Regions from separate parts of the Homo sapiens genome. Here region 1 is linked to region 2. The links are chromatin loops, found by intact Hi-C in ENCODE. Cell type or tissue: Calu3. All regions are shown on one strand. Links, peaks and the distances in the headings refer to the core of each region. The heading gives the core; the rest is flanking DNA.

Region 1 (12,259 bases), core at 4,004-9,003, 320 kb after region 2:
ATCACATGAGCCCATGAGTTCAAGGCTGCAGTGAGCCATGCTCACATGCCACTGCACTTCAGCCTTCCAGCCTGGGCAACAGAGCAAGACCCTGTCTCAAAAAAAAAGATAGCCTCTCTGGAAAGTTCTCTCATCCTTTTATTTGAGATTGGCATCTGAAGAAAGTCACCTGTGTTTTCTCAAGGATGATGTGGCCACTCTCTCACATACCAACCATTACACTTTGAGCTTCTTTTTTTTTTTTTTTTTTTTTGAGACGGAGTCTCGCTCTGTCGCCCAGGCTGGAGTGCAGTGGCACAATATCGGCTCACTGCAAGTTCCACCTCCCAGGTTCACGACATTCTCCTGCCTCAGCCTTCCGAGTAGCTGCTGGGACTACAGGTGCCCACCACCACACCCAGCTAATTTTTTTGTATTATTTAGTAGAGACGGGGTTTCACTGTGTTAGCCAGGATGGTCTCGATCTTCTGACCTCGTGATCCACCCACCTCGGCCTCCCAAAGTGCTGGGATTACAGGCGTGAGCCACTGTGCCCAGCCTAGGCTTCATTTTTGACCCCTCCATACCCATTCACACAAATGTTGTTCCATTATTTTGATGGATCAATTTGTTCCGCCAGGACAACTGTAATATGTCTGGCAGTGCTTTCACTTTGATCATCTAATTAGATTTGCTCCTCTCACCCACCCTGAGAGATAGGTAAGGACATGGATTCTCCCTAAATTAACTGGCTGGCAACAAGATAATTAGTCACAATGTTTGAACTGGCTTATTACCGCCTGCTCAGGCATTCACAATGGAGGCAATTTTCTTAAGTACATGTTCAAGGCAAACAAGGGTCACCTGGTATGGATGTAGCTGTTGAGCGTTAGCTGAGCCTCATCTTGAAGGGCTGCAATGGCGGCAGCATTCCGGAAACTTCTCAGTTCAGAACCACTATGTGTAGGAACTAGAAATGAAGACCAGGAAACTGTGATAGACAGCATAGAAATTGCATCTGGGAGCCGAGCGCAGTGCTCACGCCTGTAATCCCAGCACTTTGGGAGGCCGAGGCAGGCGGATCACTTGAGGTCAGCAGTTCGAGACCAACCTGGCCAACATGGTGAAACCCTGTTTCTACTAAAAATACAAAAATTAGCCAGGCATGGTGGCATGTGTCTGTAATCCCAGCTACTTGGGAGGCTGAGGCAGGAGAATTGCTTAAACCCAGGAGGCAGAGGTTGCAGTGAGCTGAGATGGTGCCATTGGACTCCAGCCTGGGTGACAAGAGCAAGACACCATCTCCACAAAAATTTAAAAAATAAAAAAAAAGAAAGAAAAAAAGAAATTGGGTCTGGGAATGCACCTCTCTGGAAGTTGATGCCCAGCAGAACATGCAGGTTCCCATAGCAATAAAAAATGGGGCCAGATTAAGAGTATCAGCTCCCTTGAAAACCATCACCTCTTTTTGCAAAGGTCAGTTCAGACTTCGAGGTGGCTGAATTAGTGAGGTGGCAAAACTGGGGAAGGAGAAGAAACAGGGGTCTGTGTCTGCTTACCGGCTTTGAAAGTGACGATGCATTTTAGACAGGCAAATTCAGTAGCATCTAACCGGAGTTGTCTAAATCGAGCCACCACCTCTTGTAAAGCCTGTATTTCAGATATGATCTTGTTCAGCTTCTGGGAATCTGTGTTGTCACCGTTCATGCCTAGAATAAAAATATGGGATAAATACTCTAATATGAAGGCATTTTCATGATTTAATATTGATTTTTGACAAAATCCTGCATATCAATATCTATTCAATTGTCACTCTAAGATATCTGATTCCATGTAAACCGGCTATATTGTATGAAAGTTAATATAAAATCTTCTCTTGGATGATAACAAACACAGTAATTTGCATTTAAATAACAATGCAAGCAGTCATGAATACAACAAAACAACATTATTTGCATTTAAATATAGATTTATAAATGACAGGTATACTCTATTGTTCAGCAGGAATTTGTTATTCTTTACATGTTGTTCTTTTTTCAGTAATGTATTTTTATGGTAATTTCTACAACAAAGTCATTAAATTGTGCAATTCTTACCAGATACAGCCAGTAGAGTGTTAGCATCAACCGGAATGGCCCATTGTGCTATTCCTAGAACAAACAGTTCTCTCCAAGCATCTTCCAAAAGCATCAGCTGTCATACAATAGATGTATAATATAATATAGTGTGTAATTTATAAATTTATAAACAATTTCACTATGTAAATTTCCATTATTTTAAAAAGTGTTTTAAATGCCTGTCTTGGTAATTTTTTCTGAATATTCTAGCTTTCCCTTATTTTCCCATATTTTCCTTTTGAAAAGGTGCCTATAGATATGCATATGGATTTGAGAGTCAGCCATTCCAATTCTCCAAAGTTTCCTTCTCTCAGAAAAGGATTTGCCCCTCTTGTCCTTGTATCCACCCATTCCTGACCACCTAGAAGCTCCTCTAGAGAGCGAGGCTTTATGAAATGCCAGCAGCTCAGCAGGTGGATTCCCCTCACAGAGAATGCTGCTATTAGCAGGGTTGAGGATTCCTCAGACGCTTGCAGAGCTGGGTCCCCATCTTCCTGGAGGGTTGAGGGGGCTGGGCTGGGAGAGAGACAGAGATCACTAATTCCCAAGAGGCACTGGGGGAAATCAGGGTGTAATTATGTTAATCGGGTTTTGCTGAGTTTTCCTCGTCTCACTGCTTGATTTTTCTGAGACCCATAAATGGACAGCATCAAGGTGCTTGTCATTTTTATTCTAATAAAATGTGCTACTGAATATTTAAAATGAAAATCTGTCTCTTTTTCCAAATTAATATACCAGATTCCACTTCACTGCAGGTTGCTTGTTGTCGAAGGATTTCTACCAAAGGGCTAAGTGGCAGACAGTAAGTAAATTTTGTTTGGGTGAGAGTATACAAATACTTATTTTGAAAAAAAATAGCCAGTCTACACACACACACACACACACACACACACACACACACACACAGGAAGTGGTTAGAGCTAACCAGTAAACCTGGTCAAAGATAGGACCTAACTACCTTTAAAAATCTCAAAACTCAAAAGCCAGTCAACTCTAAATGATTTATGTAAAAGGATTTCTTTTGGGAGCTAAGAGCTGAATCATGAAGGCTTGTAACCAAAATCACAATTAGACCAAAGGGTTTAATTTTTTTAATGTTTTATTTTTAGTTTTATTCCATCAAGTACAGGAAATAATTATAAAATGCAAGGTAAACAATATTTAATTCTGGCCATATTTGAAAGGGCAGGCCATGAAAACAAGAACATCTCATGCTAGAAAATGAAATGCTTTTAGCACATTGCCCGATCTTTCCGTAGGAAACATACTTCATATAAAGGGGCACTATTATGCTTTAATTAGGTATGAAATGAATTGAAGAAATAAATCCTTTGCTTTTAGAACTACTTATTAGCCTTTGGAAAATTTGTCATTAATTCCTGTGAATGCACTGGTAACAGCCAATGGTTGGGAACACTTTATTTTCTTTCTTTCCTTTAAGGTTAGAAAAATGTTAGCATTTCTAATATTCCTATCAACAAAATTTCTGGGTCTCAGTACAATACAATGTTTCACTGCACACACTTTTTCTTCCCCTGAATGTCATTTACAACCACGGAATTAAGCAAAATGCCTATTTGTTTACAAAATGTCTAAAAGTACATGAAGAATCAAGGAAGAACCTAGCCTACAGGAGGTGTGCACTGTGCCCTTTGGTTTTACATGCTTATCAATTAATGACCAAAACTGGGAGCATCGCAATGGAGAATATAAAGCTGGGAATATAAAATAATAACATCAGTTCTGAAAAATCTCATGAGGGCATACTCTTACCACCTTCTACTTCTCTCAGTTCCAATGTTCTTAGTAAAACATTGTTTCATCAACAGTTTTAGAAAATCATTACAATTTTAAAATTTGAGATTATATTTGCTGTTCCAATCAAACAAAAAGAGGTAATGTTCTTGTATGTGTGTTTTCACAGACTGGACCCATCCTTTCTGAAATAATGTAATTACGTTTCTTACTAAGGATCATATAGGTAGATATTTTGAACCCACAGGAAGAAGCAAGTAAAAACAAGTAGTTTCCTCACTGCTATTAAGAATGGATGCCTGCCTTGGGTGGTTTACCCAGGGATAGAGGAAGTTTTATAAGGCTGAGTGCTACTGCTTCTTTCCCAGCTCTCTTTCTCCCAAGGCCTCAGTGTGGTCATACCTGGTCTTGCAAAGACAGCGTGGAGAAGGCTGGCACACTCTTAGCCCACTTGATGCTCATGAAGAGAAGTCTGGCAGCTGATTCACACACCGACTCCGTGGCCACTTCATAGAGATACATTGGGGTCCCATTCACTTCATGGGGGTACTGGGTAGGGAAGAAAGAAAGACACCTGGAAGTGAGGAAACCACAGCTTTGCAAGAAGAACCAAACTTTTAATTTCTAATTAAAGCAAGGAAGGGGATAAAAAAGAATTTGGATGTTTTGTTTAAACATGCAGTTGACATTGGTGGGTAAAAAAATCAAACATCGCTGTCTATAGAGTTTGAAAAGTAATACTGGTTGGGGGAGGTCCATTTCCACTCTTTGGGAGCCTCTCCCTTCCAGAAGGCCCTCTGGCTTTTCTATCCCCTGCAGCAAATTTTCCTTGGGCTGAGCCAAGTGCCAAGCCTGGCTCCCAATTTAGACAAGAGCTGCTTGCATTTGTGTAAATAAAAATAGATGTGAAAAAGTATAAATTAATAGGCATCCCAAACACAAATATGCATATGAGTATTTTTAGAAAGGATTAGTATATTATGGAAATATTTCAATTAGACATCTTAATCATTCACAGAGCATTCCCATTCATAACTGACAACATATTCATAACACTACTTTCCAGAGCTTATTATACACATCAAGGGTAAGAAAGCCATATTAAATATTGTGCGTGTGCATGTGCCCAGGTGTCTGGCTTCCCTGCAGTGTGGGGCTGCAGCTGGCCCTCCTCTGAGGGAGATCCTAGGCCCTCATCAGCCTGGAGTGGGGGTGTTAGTAGGTATCAGCTGTAGGCCTGGAGGGTAGGCCTTAGGTGGCAGCCTTTCCAGGTGGTTCAGGCTGTGGCCCTGCTCCTATGGAATCAACCCTGCTGTAAATCCACCTGCCTCAGAAGTAGGTGAGGGGAGCATGGGAAATGAACTCAGATTCCTCAAACTGTTCTAACAGTGTGATCTCCACATTTCGCACTTGCGTTAGAAACTCATGGCTTTGCCCAAGATCATACATGCCAAGATTTGGAATTCTGGAGCCCTTCCTCCAGCTGTAGCCAATTCCTCTCCTCTAAAAATGAACGTTGGTTCTTCTGGTCTTTAGGAACACCTGAGGCTGCCCTCTGGGTTTAGACGAGGTCTCCACCCACCACCCATTACCAGTGGGTGTTTCCTAAAGGTGCAGGTTCCTGGCCTCCACCCCAAACTTGCTGAAATGAAATTTCTGGGGGGATAAGATCCGGAGTGCACACTTGTAGCCACTCGGAGGTTGACTCTACTGTACACTCAAGTTTGAGCACCCCTGGCTGAACAAGGGAGAGCAGAAGGGCTGGAGCTCCATGCAGAGACCCGCCAAGCACCCTGGAGTTCTCTCCCCAGTTTGCCTGACCCCAATCACACAGCTCAGAAGAACTGGGTGCGTCCCTCTCCATTCGCTGGCACGAGTCTCTTTGGGCCCAGCAAGGCCGCTGACCTTGGGCGTGGGCTGAGCCAGGCTCACGAGGGTCTGCCGCTCTGGAGTGGTGGACACCGCGGCCAGCTCCAGGCCGTGCGGCTCCAGCTGCGTGACCGCGGTGAAGAAGGCCGGCGCAGGGAGCGCCGCCGAGGGAAAGTGCGCGGCGGCCCCGTTCTCCTCCTTGTGTCCACGGAAGTAGAGGGCCACTTGCTTGCGGATGGTGGACGTCCGAGGCCCCCGCTCGTGCTGCACGGCTGCAGAGGCAAACAGAGAAACGCATGCCGGCGATTAGAGACGTCGAGACACAGCCGCTGCGGCTCTCCCCCCAGCCCCGCCCCAATGTCAAGTCTGGGCGGGCAAAATCGCCCAAGAGGTGAAAAGAAGAAGGGAGAGGGAATCTGAGGGAGGAAGGGATTCTGAGATCGTCTAACCACTACACTGAATAGATTCGGAAGCTGAGGCTTAGAAGAGGGGCCCGTGCTCAAAGTGCCACGATAATGGCAGAGCCTCAAGTAAGACCAGGTGTGTTCTCCTTCGGTCCAGGGCTCCTCCCCACCAGGGAAGGGGGTTCGCAGGGAAACCAGAGACCCTCTGGGCTGGAGTAGCCAGGTATCCTCGCCCCCATCCAAAAGAGAGGGAGCGTCGCGCACGCCAGACACCTCGTTTCTGCGCAGACTTTTCCAGCTCCGTCCAAGAACAAGCCTCCCTACCCGCAGGCCCCGCCCCCACAGAAATAGCTTTTGGCCTCCGAGGGCCGCAGGAGGAAAGGACCCGAGCCCCGGGATTGCTAGGGAATGGAACGAGGGAGAACCCGTCTCCGAGTATGCTGGAGAAAGGCAGGGGAGATGTGACAATTACCACCAACAGTTTAAACAAACAAATTAATTCAGGGCAATCTTCGGCCTGCCGAGCTTGACAACTTGTCAATACACAAGTTCAACAGGTTGGACGCTCCCTCCGGCTTCCTGCGCCGCAGAGGAAGGGGCTCTCTCTCCTCCTGGAGCTGCCACCCGGCCCGGGCCGCCTCACAGCAAAACCCACTCGCACCCTGTTCCCAGGCCCCACGGTGTCCTCCAGCCCATTACCCTCGCCCCCTGCCTGGGCCTGGGGCGCCCTCGACAGGCTGCAGCGGGGGACGCAGCTCGGACCGTGCTCCAGGCCCAGGAAGCACTCTGACGTCCTGGTTCTTGCTGTTGCGCGCTTAAGAGCCTTGGGAGAGCTGGGTGTCCGAGGCACCCACGGGCGTTACCCTGCCTCTCCAGCCCCCTTTCCCTCTTTTCTGTAGAACAGAGAGAAGGCCCTGGACTCACATCGGCCCAATGGCCGTACTGATTTTGGCATCTTGGAGAATTTGCACACGGGCTGGAAATTCCGCGTTTTCGCGTCTCTGCCCTCCCTTTTTCAACACACCGCGAACTTCCAGCCTGTATGATCTCCTCCCCGTGAGACTATCCAGATTTTAAGATCCTGGGGCAGGCTAGCAGGCTTAAGGGTGGCCACGAAGGGCTGCAAAGAGGGATTAGGACCGGAGGCAGAAAATGCGCGCCGGTCCCCTGGAGAGTGGGGTCCCCCCAAGCGCTGCCTGTGTGGAGATGACTGTGGGGCGCAAGTTCCTGATGTGGGCATGGGTCTTGCCCTGGGGAATTCTAGGGGTCGCCAGCGGCTCCTGCTGAAAGACGGGAAGGATACGACTGAAAGCCCGAGGCCAATTCCCAGCATCTGGAAAGAAGCGCTCCGGGGTTGATTTACATGCATAGGAGTGCCATGTATTTTCTGTACATATAATTTACTTACTACTCAATCAACATTGGAATAAAGGGATGCACTGATTACCGTCTTTGTTCATGTTGACTTCCAAACACTTCTTCAGCCGACACGCCCTGCACTGGTTTCTGTGCGTCTTGTCCACCGGACAGCCTCCCTGGAACAGAGAGCAGGAGGTCAGCGGTCCCCAGGGCCTTTAGGCTGGAGACCCGGAGCCGGCACCCGGGCGGGGAAACGGTGTGGAGGCGCGACCTTGCCCGGCCGCAGGCCCTGGAGCCCCGAGCCTGGGCCTGCAAAACGCGAGGGCCTTGGGCATGAGCAGGGCCAGATCGAGAAGGGGCTGGGACGTCCCAGGCTACTTCAAGAGGGCCAGTCCCGGACCCCAAGAAAGCGGACAAGGGGGAAACGTCCTTCTCCAAGCAGGTGAAGCTTAGAGAGCCGGGTTTGGCAGACCCCGCAGGCCTGCGGGGCTCTCGCTAGGGGAACTTCCGCCAGTCGCGGAGTGGTGGAACAGGGACGAGACTTCAGGACCGAAGACAGCGACTTGGCCCCAGAGAAAGAGGCCACTAAGTTCCTTCCGTTAAGAGCTGGCTTTTGGGTCAGGATTCACACCATACCGCCCTCCCACCAACGATTCTTTCTGCTTTCAGTACTTGAGTCTACCTCTTTCTGCCACTTTCTGGGAGAGCCCGTTTATCTATCAGATAAATCTCTCCCATTTATTCTTCACTCTCCTATTACCTCACTTTTGCTTTTGTATGAAGCCAACCTTATTATCAGCAAGTTGAGAGTTGCCTTAAAGACTAGCCTCGGCCCAGGTGCATAGAAACACAGCCCTTCCTGGAAGGTGAGAGTTTAGGAGGGCAAGGCCTAGAGAAGATGAGGGTGAAAAAGGAAGAGCTCAAGTCTTGAGCAAAATATAGAAATGCTCACCATGTAAACAGGACCAGGAAGGTAATGTGATGGACTGTCAGACTAAATGATAATATGGGCTCAGACTGTTAGCATAGTAACTGAAAAAATAAAGGTAGTCACTTCTTTAGAAATATTTATCTGAGATGCATGAGAAATTAGATGTTTACCTAATGCAATTTTCTGTAAAAACATTAGCCATTGAAAGAGGAAATCTACAGATAAAGTTTCCTTTGGAATTTATTCAGTGTTAGATGTCATTACCGAGGGGACATATGCATAGATACATAAAGAGTCATGTGCATGAGTTTTATACACAGAAAATATTTAAGACATTGTGTGCTCTCCTATATTTATAGAAGTTGCTACTGTTAGATTTGTAGTGAGAAGAAAGATAATAAATGTATTTTTATTTTGCTTCATAATCTCAAAAATTCATATACTCTGGAGTTGGAGTAAGTATGTTTTTCTTCCCCCTGAAGCCCTTTAGGGGAAAATTACACATTCGAATGCAGTTTTATGAGTTCACACTTCTCCAATTTAAATTATGATGATTTATTTAAAATAAAGGTGGGACAGATGTTCATATCCATTTCTAAATGTCCTCATTACTGTTAATAATAAATTGGAATATAATTTAATCCTAGAATAAGAGAGAAAGGAGATAATTTTTGGGTCCAAAGTGAATTATTTAGGGCATCTTTGCTGGCCAATGTAATAGTTCATTGTAAACAGGTTTTTTAAAACTTGTTATTAAATGTAATTATATATCTATCCTCAGATGGTATCTTTCCAGTATTCTTATAAGTATGCAAATGCAAAATGGAAACCTTCATAAGTTCTTAAGTGTGTCTTCAAATCAGATCAAATGTATATAAATATCTAGCGCCAGAGAGAAGGATAAACGCCTCAGCTCTGATCATTTACTCTCCTTGCAAGAAGAACACCAGGCCTGATGAGTCTATTATCAGTCCTTTACAAGCACTTGGACTGATATCAATATGCTTGAATTGATAGCCATCCCCTTCTAAAAGATCAAGCACAACATCAGAGATCTTGATTTTCCAATTCTGTTCACTGCATAAAAGCAAAAGACAATCTAAGTAGAAGTTGGTTCAAATCTGACAACCCGCAGTAATCGCACAATCCTGTGGAGTTATTGGGATACAGTCCTATGCGTGTAAAATGTGATGTGTCCATATGGTGAAGCTAGAAACTGATACAGTAGCCAATTAAACAGGTAACAGGGCTAGAGAGCTCAAAATTTATCTCAATGCAAATATCTTCTGTTTTTGTGGTTAATCCAAAACTATTAGAAAACAATATGAGCAGACATGACTTCAGAAAAAGATGTCAGAACAATTCACTAGCAGCAGACAATATATGCATGTGTATACATGTACCCTATATATATCAATTAGTGAAAAGTGTTTTACTATTTTGTTACCAAAGGATGACTGCTGACTAATGCACCCTCAGGGATCTTTCCACAAGTGAAATGGAGGACTCTGTACTGAGGGTCTGAGTCGCTGATAAGGAGAGGGCAAAGTGTAGGACCAGAAGGTTGATCTCCTTAGTTAAAATCAGCCTATTATTGAGCTGGAAACTGAGTCAAGAGGTTCTGCTCACTCTTTCTAGAAGCTTTGGCTCATATTCAGCCCATGCCAGATTCCTCTGTCTCTTTGAGACAGTTCTGCCTACTCAAGACCAAAACAACCGACTGGGCCCAAATTCTAAGCAGAGAAGGAGGACAGGGATATGGAAGCTTGAGGAGGGTCCCAGTTGCACCTTCCTTTTGAATCTTCTCTTCTTCCTCACCCTGCCCTTTTCTGACAAGGCATAGCTAAGGTCACATGGGTGCTGGATTCCCACTGCCCACTTCCAGAGCAGCCCTGCTTCTCCAGAGTTGAAAATGCACAACCCTTCAGAAAGCACGGCCTCTCTTCCAAGTGGCTAGCACTCACTTGGTGGTCTCAGCTAAAGGTGGTGGTGACCTTGACTCAGATGTCTGTGTGCCGCTTACTTCTGCATCCCAGGCAAGTGATCAGGGGACTGAGCTTGATGCTGCTAGGAGTGAGTGTGGGGTGGGCAGGCACAATAACAAAGCTCTTTCTCCTGCTTGCTACTTGTGGTTTAGATGCTAAATTCTTTAGGTCCCTTGGGCCGGCTTTAGAGCCACAGGGTGTGGGCCTTACCCAGTGTCAAAATCTTTCAGAATAATAATAATTTAAAAAAGTGTAGGGAGGCTCTAGGACTTCAGACTCCCTCCTGTAAACTCATATCTTCCCTTACCTCTTCCCGCCTTTCCCCAGCCAAAGGGCCTCCAAGAGTTGAGGCAAGAAGGAGGGGAGAGGAAGGGAGAGGTCAGGGCCGGGTCTCTCCTCAACTGCGTGGAAACTCAGAGGAGGCCTTGGCACAAACAAAAGAGTGAGGAGGCAGCAGAGCGGAGCCCAGCAGTGCAGCCCTGGCTAAGGTACCTGGTTTCCAGATTTGCAGACATAGGTCCTATTCCTTCGGATGCTCCGTTTGAAAAAACCTGAGCAGCCGTCGCAGGCGTAGACCCCGTAGTGCTTCCCCGAGCTGCGGTCGCCACACACTTTGCAGGGGATATCTAAAATGCGGCCTGAAATCGCAGGAAAGACGGGGAAGGGGGGAAGGGGCGAGAGGGAAAGGAGGGCGGAGAAGAGGGAGAAAAGGGGAGAGGGAGAGAGAGATGCTAAGCAATCTGACCTCTGAAGGGATTAGCACCGAAGCTGCGGTAAAAGCAAATAATGAAGTGATTTTATACCCAAACTTTTTTTCCTTGAGCAAGTGTCAGTTTCCTACAATGAGCATTATTCATGCACCGCTACATGTATTTGGTTCTCTTCTAATCGCCGAGACCCATTTTGGAATAAAAGATGACAGCAGGCCCGGGCGGCAGTGCGGCCCTCCACTGCCTTTCTGCTCCGCGGAAAGTTTGGCCGCCTCCCTCCTTCGCTTTTGCATTTAACAGAGAAAGTTGTTAGTGAGCGCGCGAGGAGACAAACTTGAAATGTAAAAGGGAAAAGAAGAAAAACAAACACGGCTGGAACCAGGGATGGCAGCTGGAAGGCAATCGAGTTTTCTCTGAGCTCCGCCGGGCGGTGTTATTATTAGGATTATTATTGTAATGCTAATACTTGGATTATTAATGATAATAAGGGTAGTGGTAATTGGCCAACTTTCGCTTTACCTATTTAAAAAATGCTTGGTGAGTCGCTTTAGAGAAATTATTTCTTTTAGGAAAAAATTATTTTCTCCGCAAAGTGGTTCGGGACTAGGCAAGGGAGAGGGGAGCGACGCAAGTTGTCGGTTCCCTGTCGGGTTAGCTTGGGACAGGCTCCCTCCATTTCCTAAGCCCTTTCTCCCTAGAAGACTGGCCTCCACACACTTGGTCCTGTGTGGATCTCTTCCTCCCGGTTTTTTCCAGTGCTCTTTGAGCCTGATTTTTTTTTAAATTAAGAATCTGACTGATTTCTCTAGGCTGTATCCCCCCACCCCCCATGGACCCCACCTCAAGAGAACTTTCCCTGGAATCCCCTCAAGCCTGGGGTGGCCACCGACCCTGGAGGAGTGTCAGGGAGAGGGTAATATTTGGCCGTTTAGAAAGGGAGGGATTCTTTTCCTCTAAGGTTCAAGAGTCCAACAAGTGCCTGAAGCGGTTTATAGGGACTTAGAAATGCTTCCTCCCGCAAAACAAAGGGAGTATTAAACTGTTAACTTAATTAACACTTTAATTTTAAAAATAACAATAGTTGATAACAATTGACTTATTAACACTTGCTTTTCTCTTCTTCTACCTATCCGAAGGCCTCCAGTTTGGG
Region 2 (12,259 bases), core at 3,752-8,751:
AACCCAATAAGGCTGCCAAAAGTAAGCTCAGCTCACCTCATTTTGAAAACAAGATTGCTTAGTGCATACCAATATCCATGTTTTTCTCTTCTTTCTGGGCACACAGATAGACTACAGGCACACTTCATTTTATTGTGCTTCATTTTACTGCATTCTGAAGATACTTTTGTTTTGTTTACAAATTGAAGATTTGTGGCAACTCTGCATCAAGCAAGTCTGTTGGTGACATTTTTCCAACAGCATGTGCTCACTTCATGTCTCTGTGTCACATTTTGTTAACTGCCACAATATGTCACACTTTTTCATTACTATTACATCTGGTATGGTGATCTGGGATCAGTGATCTTCCATGTTACTGTTGTAATTGCTTTGGGGTGCCACGAACCACATCCTTATAAGATGGTGGACTTGATACATTTTGTGTGTTCTGACTGCTCCACCACTGGCTGTTCCCCCATCTTTCTCCCTCTCTTCAGGCCTCCCTATTCCCTGAGATACAACAACATTAAAATTAGGTCAATTAATAACATTACAGTGGCCTCTGTGTTCAAGTGAAAGGAAGAGTTGTACATCTCTCATATAAAAGCTAAAGCTAGAAATGATTATGCTTAGTGGGGAAGGCATGTCAAAAGTCAAGACAGGCCAAAAGCTAGGCCTCTTGAGCCAAACAGTTAGCCAAGTTGTGAATGAAAAGGAAAATGTCTTGAAGGAAATAAAAAGTGCTACTCCAGTGAACACACAAACTATAAGAAAGTAAAAAAGCATTATTGTTGATTTGGAGAAAGTCTGAGTGGTCTAGATAGAAGATCAGACCAGCCACAATGCTTCCCTAAGGCAAAGCCTAACACAGAGCAAGGCCCTGACTCTCTTCAATTACATGAAGATTGAAAGAGGTGAGGAAGCTGCAGAAGAAAAATCGGAAACCAGCAGAGGTTGGTTCATGAGGTTTAAGAAAAGAAGCCATCTCCATAACGAAAGTTCAAGGTGAAACAGCAAGTGCTGATGTAGAAGCTGCAGCAAGATCTAGTTAAGATCATTTATGAAGGTGGCTACACTAAACAACAGATTTTCAATGCAGATGAATCGAAAGAAGATGCCCTCTGTGACTTTCATAGCTAGAGGGAAGTCAATGCCTGGCTTCAAAGCTTCAAAAGGATAGACTGACTCTCTTGCTAGGGGCTAATGCAGCTGGTGACTTTAAGTTGAAGCCAATGCTCATTTACCATTCTGAAAATCCTAGAGCCCTTAAGAATGATGCTAAATCTACTCTGCCTGTGCCCTAAAAATGGAACAACAAAGCCTGGATGACAGCACATCTTTTTATAGCATGGTTTACTACGTATTTTAAGCCCCCTTTAAGAGCTACTGCTCAGAAAAAAAGACTTCTTTCAAAAGATTACTGCTCATTGACAATGCACTCGGTCACCCAAGAGCTCTGGTGGAACTGTACAAAGAGATGAATGTTGTTTTCATGACTGTTAACACAACATCCATTCTGCAGCCCATGGATCAAGAAGTAATTTTGACTTTCAAGTCTAATTATTTAAGAAATACATTTTGGAAGGCCATAGCTGCCACATATAGCGATTCCTGTGATGGATCTGGGCTAAGTTAATTGAAAACTTTCCGGAAATGATTTATCATTCTAGATACCATGAAGAACATTAGTGCTTCATGGGGAGAAGGTCGAAATATCAACATTAACAGGAGTTTAGAAGAAGAGGATTCCAACCCTCATGGATGACTTGGAGAGGTTCAAGAGGAAGTAACTGCAGATGTGGTAGAGAGATATGGCAAGAGAACTAGAATTAGAAGTGGAGCCTGAAGATATGGCTGAATTGCTGCAATCTCATGATCAAACTTGAACTGATAAGGAGTTGCTTCTTATGGATGAGAAAGAAAGTGGTTTCTTGAGATGGAATCTACTCCTGGTGAAGATGGTGTGAACACTGTTGAAATGACAACAAAGGATTTAGACTATTACATAAACTTAGTTGTTAAAGCAGTGGCAGGGGTTGAGAGGACTGACTCCAATTTCAAAAGAAGTTCTGCTGTGAGTAAATGCTATCAAATAGCATCACTTGCTAGAAAGAAATCTTTTGTGAAAGCAAGAGTCCATTGTACAGCAAAGTTCATTGTCTTATTTTAAGAAATTGTCAGTCATCCTAACCTTCAGCAATCACCACCGTGATCAGTCAACAGTCATCAACATTGAGGCAAGAGGTTGGGTATGGTGGTTCATGCCTATAATCCCAGCACTTTGGGAGGCCGAGGTGGGCGGATCACTTGAGGTCAGGAGTTCAAGACCAGCCTGGCCAACATGGGGAAACCCTGTCTCTACTAAAAATACAAAACCAGGCCAGGCACGGTGGCTCATGCCTGTAATCTCAGCACTTTGGGAGGCCGAAGCGAGTGGATCACCTGAGGCAGGGAGTTCGAGACCAGCCTGACCAACATGGAGAAACACCATCTCTACTAAAAATACAAAATTAGCCAGGCATGCTGGCACATGTCTGTAATCCCAGCTACTCAGGAGGCTGAGGCAGCAGAATCACTTAAACCCAGGAGGCAGAGGTTACAGTGAGCCGAGATCACGCCATTGCACTCCAGCCTCGGCAACAAGAGCAAAACTCCAACTCAAAAAACAAACAAACAAACAAACAAAAAGCAAAACCAGGCATGGTGGCTGCACCTGTAATCTCAGCTACTCAGGAGGCTGAGCCAAGAGAATCGCTTGAACCTGGGAGGCAGAGGTTGCAGTGAGCCGAGATCACGCCACTGCACTCCAACCTGGGCAACAGAGTGAGACTCTGTCTGGGTAAAAAGAAACAAAACATTGAGGCAAGAAAAGCCTATAACAGTAAAAACACTACAACTCACTGAAGGCTCAAATAGTTGTTAGCATTTTTTAGTAATAAAGCATTTTTAAATTAAAGTATGTATTTTTTTGACATAATGCTATTGCACACTTAATAGACTACAGTATAAACATAACTTTTATATGTACCGGGAAACAAAAAAATTCCTGCGACTCATCGGTTCCAGTGGCCTGGAACCAAGCCAGCAATATCTCCAAGGTATGCCTGTATTATTGCCCAGCCTCCCTTAGATTTAAGTGTGGCTGTGTGATCAAGTTCAGACCAGGGAGTGAGAGAGACAGTAATATGATCACTTCAAGGTCTAGCCCATAAAAACACTCTACACAGAATCTTCCTTCTTTTCCTCATCTGCAGGTGAATAGAGAGGACTCTAAGGACTTAAAGGAGAGATGAAGTCTGAGTCCATGAAGGACTGCATGGAGCTACATTTCCTTGTCAGCCTGCATTGGACAGTAATATGATCAAGAAATACATGTTTGTTTATTAATCCTCTAATTTGGGGGTTATTTGTTGCAGCAGTTAGCCTATCCTACTACTAATTTCATCTAGCTTCCTTCATTGCCCTAACAAAAAATGTGGTGCAAATTACAGAGAGTCAACCATTACTGAAAATACAAAACTTCTTAATGTCTCCTTGTATGAATGAGGATTCTTGTTCACATAGATGGTAACTATCAAAAATTTCTCTTCGGCCAGGTGCGGTGGCTCACGCCTGTAATCCCAGCACTTTGGGAGGCCAAGGCAGGCGGATCATGGGGTCAGGAGTTCAAGACCAGCCTGGCCAACATGGTGAAACCCCATCTCTGCTAAAAATACAAAGTATTAGCCAGGCATGGTGGTGCGTGCCTGTAATTTCAGCTACTTGGGAGGCTGAGGTAGGAGAATTGCTTGAACCCAGGAGGCAGAGGTTGCGGTGAGCGGAGATCACACCGTTGCACTCCAGCCTGGGCGACAGAGCAAGACTCCGTCTCAAAAAAAAAAAATTATCTTCAAAGTGGGCAAAAAACATGCACAGACACCTCTTAAAACAAGAAATACAAGTGGTCAACAAAGATAGGAAAAAATGCCCAACATCATTAATCATCAGAGAAATGCAAATTAAAACCACAATGAGCTATCATCTCACACAAGTCAGAATGACTATTACTAAAAAGCCAAAAAATAGCAGATGTGGGTGAGGAATGTGGAGAAAAGGGAATGCTTATACACTGTTGGTGGGAATGCAAATTAGTTCAACCCCCATGGAAACAGTATGGAGATTTCTCAAAGAACTAAAAATAGAACTACTATTCAACCCAGCAATCCCACTACTGGGTATCTACCCAAAGGGTAGTGCAAAAGACACCTGCACTCACGTTTATCAAAAAGACACCTGCATTCACGTTTATAATAGCACTATTCACAACAAAGGCATGGAAGCAATCTAAGTGTCCATCAATGGTGGACTGGATAAAGAAAATGTATGTGTGTGTGTGTGTAAATATATATGTATATATATCAGTATTGGTCACATTGATCAAGATGTCACACATCAAAAATGATATCCTTTGTGTGATACACAGGGTTATATAAGATGATTTGGCAGCATCGATATGTAGTTTGGTGAAAACATTCATTATATTTCTGTATATTATATAATCATGAGAAGAAAAATAAACTTACAAATATATTTTGAAATATATCGGCTGGGCACGGTGGTTCATGCCTGTAGTCCCAGCACTTTGGGAGGCCGAGGCAGGCAGATCACCTGAGATCAGGTATACGTATATGTACACACACACACACACACACACACACACACACACACACACGCACGCACCATGGAATACTACACAGCCATAAAAAAGAATGAAATCATGTTCTTTGCAGCAACATGGATGCAGCTGGAGGCCATTATCCTAAGCAAATTAACAAAAAAACAGAAAACCAAATACTGCATGTTCTCACTTGTAAATGAGAGCTAAACAATGGGTACACATGGACATAAAGATGAAAAAATAGACACTAGGGACCCCAAAAGCAGGGAGCAAGAAAAGGGGGCAAGGGTTAGAAAAATTACCTATTGGTCACTATGTTCACTATTCAGATGACAAGCACCCTAGCAGCCCAAATCCCAGCATTATACAATACACCCATGTAACAAACCTGTGCATGTACCCCCTGAATCTATTATTTTTTTAAAAAAATTCCTCTTCAAATTTTCTTCAGGTTTTTTTGGGGGTGATGGGGACAGGATCTAGCTCTAGCTCTTTTGCCCAGACTGGAGTGCAGTGGCGTGATCTCAGCTCACTGCAGCCTTGACCTCCTGGGCTCAAGTGATCCTCCCACCTTAGCTCCTGAGTAGCTAGAACTACAGGTGTGCTGCACCTACCAATGGAGCCCAGCTTTTTTTTTTTTTTTTTTTTTGGTAGAGATGAGGTCTTGCTATGCTGCCAAGGCTGGTCTCAAAATGCTGGGCTCAAGCAATCCCAAACACCTTGGCCTCCCAAAGAACTGGGATTACAGGCATAAGCAACCATGCCTGGCCTGGATTAAAATTTTAAAAGTCTTAATCAGGAATTTCATTTATCCCATTTCAAGTATCAAAACTGACTTTTAGAAAGTTATGTTTATGGGCTGGGCATGGTGGCTTATACCTGTAATCCCAGCACTTTGGGAGGCTGAGGTTGGTGGATTGCTTGAGCTCAGGAGTTTGAGACCAGCCTGGGTAACATGGCAAAACCTCATCTCTACAAATAATACAAAACTTAGCCACATGTAGTGGCACGTGCCTGTAGTCCCAGCTACTTGGGAGGCTGAGGTGAGAGGATGGCTTGAACGCAGGAGGCAGAGGTTGCAGTGAACCAAGATGGCGCCACTGTACTCCAGCCTGGGCGACAGAGCAAGGACCTGTCTCAAAAAAAAAAAAAAAAGTTACATTTATGGAGGGAAGTTTCTCATTACAAATTTGAAAACATTTTATTTGATAGTTTTATTCAAATTCAATATTTCATGTATATATATATTTTTGAAATAGAGTCTCACTCTGTCACCCAAGCTAGAGTGCAGTGGCGCAATCTTGGCTCACTGCAGTCTCTGCCTCCCGGGTTCAAGTGATTCTCCTGCCCCAGCTTTCCAAGTAGCTGGGATTACAGGTGCATGCCACACGCCTGTCTAATTTTTGTATTTTTAGTAGAGACAGGGTTTCACCATGTTGGTCAGGCTGGTCTTGAACTCCTGATCTCAGGTGATCTGCCTGCCTCAGCCTCCCAAAGTGCTGGGACTACAGGCATGAACCACCGTGCCTGGCCGATATATTTCAAAATATATTTGTAAGTTTATTTTTCTTCTCATGATTATATAATATACAGAAATATAATGAATGTTTTCACCAAACTACATATCGATGCTGCCAAATCATCTTACATAACCCTGTGTATCACATAAAGGATATCATTTTTGATGTGTGAGATCTTGATCACTGTGACCAATACTGATTTAAATACAATGTTGCCACTCACCCTTTTGTTCCCAAGCATTCATTATTTAAAAATGTTTGGGTTATTTAAAGATGTTTACTTGGATTAACTAAAAAATTCTCTAGAACTAAATTATGATAATTTAAAACCCACTGGAGAATTGAAGAAGGCCTATGTGGGGTGAGGGGTCATCTGATTATAGTAATGGCTGCAATTGTTCTTGCCTCCTTGTCCATATCCTTTGGATTGCAACTTTCCAGCTCTTGCATTGTGACGTGGAGTCTATTCTTTACCATGGCTCAACTTTACCACGGCCAACAGAATGAAGCAAAAGTCACAGTTTTCAAGTTCTGAACTTAGGTCTCAAGAGGCTTTGCATGCTTCTGTTCACTCTTTTGCAATACCTCGGCTAGCCTGCTGGAGGAGGAGAGAACACAAAAAGGACAAAAGCCAAGAGAGCATCCTAGGCTGCATACAGCCAGCTGGCCCCACACAGATGAGAAGAGCCTAGCCCAGTGCAGCAAATTGACTGCAGATGCACATATGAACCCAACAGAGATCCAAAGAACTCCCCCATAGCCTGTAGACTAGAGGGTAATAACAAATGCTTATTGTTACTCAGTTTATGTCATTGAATTTTGGGGTGATTTATTATGCAGCAAGAGCTAACGAAAACACTATACTTGCTACAGAGATTTACTAGTGAAAGCTTTTAAGTCATTAGCAAGTCCAGCCCCTGCAGAAAAATATGATCCAGCTTTTATAGTTAAGAATTAGTTTTGCATAATTGATAAGTATATTTAAACACATATATCATCATTTATTTTATGTTCATTTATTTTTATAATCAATTTTGGAATTTTTATGGTGTAATATAAAACTTATTTCCAGAAATAAAACTTATGATTTACTGTATACAAGAACTAGAAGGAAAAAGTTGGTAAATTTTGTGGTATCGTTTTAGAATACAAGACATGGACCCAATCAAATACAAGCAGAGAAATGCAGGGAGAGAGCAAACTGATATGAAAAAGGAATTAAGTGAGACAAGGATTGACTACAATAAAACTAAAATTGTAACAGCATTGCAACAGAAAAAAAATGAATATAGAATTTGAATAGACAATTCATGGAGCAAAGAATATAGTAAGTAAAAGAGGCTAATAAACAAATGAAAAAATAGTCAAGCTCAGTAGTAATAAAGAAATTCTTATTTCAAAGAAATAAGAATGTTATATCATTTTTCAAATAGCAATTTGGCAAAGAAAAATAAATTATGCAATTTGATGCCGGCAAACATGTAATGCAGCATCCATCGCTGCTGGAAGAGCAAATCAGTTTAGTTGTTCCTGAAAACAGTTTGATGGGTTGTAGTAAGAGCCCTAAAAAAAAGTTATAAACTTACACCCATCATTTCACTTCTAGAAATCAATCAGGAGAAAGTGATCAGAAATTCAACCGAAGGTTATACATAAGATTATAACTATGTCACCAAAAAGCAACTTTAATATCTGATAACAGAAGAATGGTTCAATAAATTAAGGCACATTGATGTAATAAAATAATATGTTGCCAACAAATAATGGTGTCCATGAAAAATATTTTATGATATGGAAACATGCCATGATAAAAAAAACTAAGTGAAAAAGCATAATGCAAAATTATATGTTTGTTTTGCTCAAAATATATATGCAGAAAAAAGCATAAGTAAATATATTTAAAATGTTACTTGTTATTTCTAAATGGTTGGAGTGAAAGACTTAGAGGTATGTTTAATAATCTTCATTTTTTTTAGATTTGTCAGTATTTTCCAAAGGAGAAAGAAGCAAAATAATGACAGAAAAGAGTCAAACCAAAATAATGATGTAGAAAAACAACATTAAAGATTTTTATTAATTCCAAAGTATATTTACTGTGCGTTATTTTTCAGCTATTTCATCCCCTGCATCTTCCCTAATATTACAATACATCATGAATATGTAAAATATTCAACACAAAGCATATACTAAAGACCTTGAGGAGCTACAATGCCATTTACATTTGCTGTTGCCACACTCATTTACGTCATTGTACAAGACAGGGAGTTCTATTCACCTCAGTGTCCCCAGCACCTAGCACAGACTAGGGAACAGAGTTTTGCATAACACACAATTAATGAATAAATAAAGACACTATCACCAAGTCTTCAAAATCAATTATAACTATTGAATGCTTAATAAATATGAGGCACTGTATTAAATCCTACAAGAACTTTGCAAAACACAGGGAAAAGACATTTCTCTACTCCTTTGACCACACTAACAAACAACTAAATTACATGCACAGTATATCTATGGCAGTTGCAAATATTTATACTTTTGTTTTGCATTAGTTGATCCTCCTATGTAACTAAACCATAGCATAATACACTTTTTGAAACCATAATTAGTATTGTGAATTCATGCATTGTGCCCTATGAATAATTAAAGCATATGATTACTTTTGAGTACTAAATGGCACTTCAGTTAGTAGCATCCTTGAGTATGTTATTCTAACTCAAAATTCAAGTAGGATTATCTAAGGCTGATTCTTCTTATGATAGATAATGATGACATTCTCCATCTTTCCACCTGAGCAATTAAAAAGTTTAATAGTCTTTGATGTGGCTGGTTATCTGAATAATTTTCTTAACAGGAACAATTAAAATCCACTTACTCGATGGTTTGTGCATTCTCCACTATTGTTTCAAACTCTTTGTTTCTGTGGAAACCTGATGAAAACTTAAAGAACTTTAAATCTATAATGACTTTGCAAAGAGTATTTGTTTTCCTTAATTACCAAGAGTATACAGCTTGATTATATGTAGCCCAGTTTCTCTAACAAACTTAAAAATAAAGAGCTTGCTTGCTGTCTTTTTTCTCCTATATGTGAAATGGTCCAGTTGTCTGCTTTGGTATCGACCCTGGTGCCAGAAGTGGGAATTTTCTCAATGCCACACCAATGTGAAATGCACGAGCATTACCATCAGACCACCTTCTGCCCTACAATGATCCACTTCAGTATACCCAAATGAGCTGTCAGCTGGAGTTTCTTTTTCCTCTGCCTCACTAATGCTCTGCTCTGCTACCATTATTTCAGCTGAAGTAGGACGATTATGATTTCAAGCTCTATCTAGATTATACGGTCCTAAGGGTTACTCTTTATCTGTATAGACTCCTCCTTATAAACCCTTTGTAGGAATACGCTGATAGCTGTTCATTAAACAAACATGCGTGGTATCTTACTTTATTTACATGGCAATGACAATACTTCATATCTTAAAGAGAAGTACCTTTTAATAGAAAATGCTTGAATGGAATTAGGATGAATGTATCCTTTTCAAAACAAACTGAAAATATCACACGAATTGATGTTAAGACTATTTTTATGTGCCAGATTCCAAAATAATAAATATAATAATTAGAAAAACAAGGCTGGGTGTGGTGGCTCATGCTTGTAATCCCAGCACTTTGGGAGGCCGAGATGGGTGGATCACTTGAGGTCAGGAGTTGAAGACCAGCCTGGCCAACATGGTGAAACCCCATCTCTACTAAAAATACAAAAAAAATTTAGCTGGGCAGGGTGGTGCACGCCTGTAATCCTAGCTACTCAGGAGGCTGAGGCAGGAGAATCACTGGAACCTGGGAGGCGTAGGTTGCAGTGAGCTGAGATGGGACCACTGCACTCCAGCCTGGGTGACAGAGCAAGACTCTGTCTGAAAAAAAAAAAAAGAAAAGAAAAGAAAAAAAGAAAGAAAAGCAGAGCACTGAAATGTGTGTATTTGCAGAGTAAATAATTTCCCAAGATTCATATGGCACCTCAATATGAGAAATCTCACGAATATGAAGTCCAAACACCCAGCTGGGAAATATCTCACCATTCTAGAAAATATCACCAATTCTTAACACATTCTGCTTCTCAGGGTGTTCTTTGGAGTGCTGAGGGAAAGTTTTGCCATTTGATTTACACAGTCTCAATGGCAGGAGGTTGGTTCTACCTAAATCTGCCAGATTTTTGCTAAATTCTCATCCCCTTTTAATGGTTAATACAGTATTTTTTTGCGGGGTGGGGGGGGCATATTTTGCTTGTAGAAACAATGACTTAACAAAAAAATCAATGTGACAAACTAGAGGAGGGTACACTCCTCTACTCTACTCGACCAGCTTTGTGTATGTAATAAAGAGATCTCCAAATTCTGGAGATGTCTAATTCTGGGGATCCTGAAACTGACAATTTTCTCAAGACACAAGCCACATCAAGTCAGGTCTATCGAATCAGATCTACCAGGTGAAAAGCACCGTGCTGGACTCACTGGGGCAGGGGAGCAGGGGGAGCGGGGATGGAAACAATTGGCATAAAAACAGAAAACCAAAATGAAAATGTGACGCCAGGTGTGGTGACTCACACCTGTAATCCCAGCAGTTTGGGAGGCCGAGACGGGCGGATTGCTTGAGCTCGAGACTGGCCTGGCCAATATGACAAAACCCCATCTCTACTAAAATACAAAAATTAGCAAGGCATGGTGGCACAGGCCTGTAGCTACACAGGAGGCTGACGTACAAGAATCGCTTGAACCTGAAGGGCGGAGGTTGCAGTGAGCTGAGATCATGCCACTGCACTCCAGCCTGAGTGACAGTGAGACTGTGTCTCAAAAACAGAAGAAAAAGAAGATGAAGAAGTAGGAAATCGTCCTAATTAGCATCATCATCATTAATGAGCATCGCTAAATGTAAGCATCAATACAACTCCAAGACAATACATAACAACTGCAAAAGCATATCCACGACATGGTAAAAATTAGTGGAATGGGTTGTACTAACCACCTGGGACTGAATGAACCAGACTATACCTTGCTAATTACCTGGTATCTGTTGTTTGGTAGACATCTAAAATCTAGGAGAAGTCAAGTTGCTCCTTTTGGAAATGGGATAAACTGGGTTCGACCGTACAACAGAATTAACAACAGCAAATGAGCTAGTGTAGCTCAGAGCCCCCACTCAGAAAGACCCTCCATATTTCTAGAGTTAGAAAGTCTTGCCTAGCTTCTTTATTCAGCTTAAGTTTTCAGCTTAACTGTAGTGTGAGGGGCAGTCAGAAGGCAGAGGGAGTCTGTGAAGAACAAGGCTGCTGCTTTGGTTTGTGAGGCTGGAGGAAATGGGTCTTCACACACCTTGGCTCACCATGTTCTGGAAGCTATCTTCACCACCAGACGATTTAGCCTGGCTCGACTCTCCTCCTAGTTCTCACAGTATCTAAGGTTTCTGAATTAAAGAAACCAGAGGTTTAAGCTTTGGAGTTTATCAGATGCTGTGGGAACACTTCGGATCACTAGGTTTTGATTCTCACGGCTCCCTTGCTAAGATTTGTTTAGCTTCAGGCCAATCCTAAGCAAACCCTGTTCTAGAAAAACAGGAACAGCACAAGTGAGCTGGATAGTACATTACAGTAAGCATTTAGCCTAATAAAAGAACCCATACTTTCCAGATCCAGGAACACAGATAATATAACATTTTTTAAAAACATGCCGTTACAAATGTATGTCTCTCTCTGTGTGTGTGTGTGTGTGTATAATTATTTGATTGGTTAGTTTAATATTTTTGAGAAGCTTTTTGTTAAAAGGCATTTACTTTAACATGATCCTGTACTGTTAAACATGTACAATTCACCCTTTAAAGTCATAAAGAACAAAGAAAAAATTTATTGTAACTGCATTAATAGCTAGTCCTGTGAAATTACTCTGAATATTAGCAATCCAGTAGATACAAAAAAAAAATACTGGCAAGGGGAAGAAAAATAGCCCAACTGTTGCTAGAATTATTTCACAAGCTCCTTTGTTAAAATAATGTTGTAATAACTCCTTCTAATTTCCCACTGGAAAAGGTATTTTCTTAGCTAGTTCAAAAC

Evidence for each region. Hi-C counts contacts between places; a loop is a spot of excess contacts. Peaks named below come from ENCODE experiments on the same cell type or tissue, not always from the same donor. Only the 100,000 strongest peaks of a DNase experiment are listed, where the experiment ranks them.
Region 1: it touches region 2 in a loop (2.7-fold over the local background); 8 of 110 quality-filtered maps call a loop at or near these places.

What each region holds. Positions count from the first base shown.
Region 1 is chr6:108,170,236-108,182,494 of GRCh38, reverse strand. NR2E1 (nuclear receptor subfamily 2 group E member 1) reads right to left here. Exons shown (of 9, transcript NM_003269.5): 2 at 10,892-11,037; 3 at 7,572-7,659; 4 at 5,757-5,992; 5 at 4,254-4,400; 6 at 2,076-2,172; 7 at 1,539-1,688; 8 at 844-949. Among named protein-coding and RNA genes, the nearest start is that of NR2E1, 10 kb to the right of the region's middle. RefSeq lists enhancers at 5,373-6,108, 12,025-12,259. In Calu3, for the core only: CTCF peaks have their summits at 6,663 and 6,865 (motif pointing left); DNase peaks (open chromatin) are centred at 6,504 and 6,804.
Region 2 is chr6:108,492,603-108,504,861 of GRCh38, reverse strand. The region is part of intron 10 of AFG1L (AFG1 like ATPase); the gene reads right to left. LOC124901370 (a long non-coding RNA gene) reads left to right here and starts at 6,421. Exons shown (of 3, transcript XR_007059698.1): 1 at 6,421-12,259. In Calu3, for the core only: a CTCF peak has its summit at 6,776; a DNase peak (open chromatin) is centred at 6,761.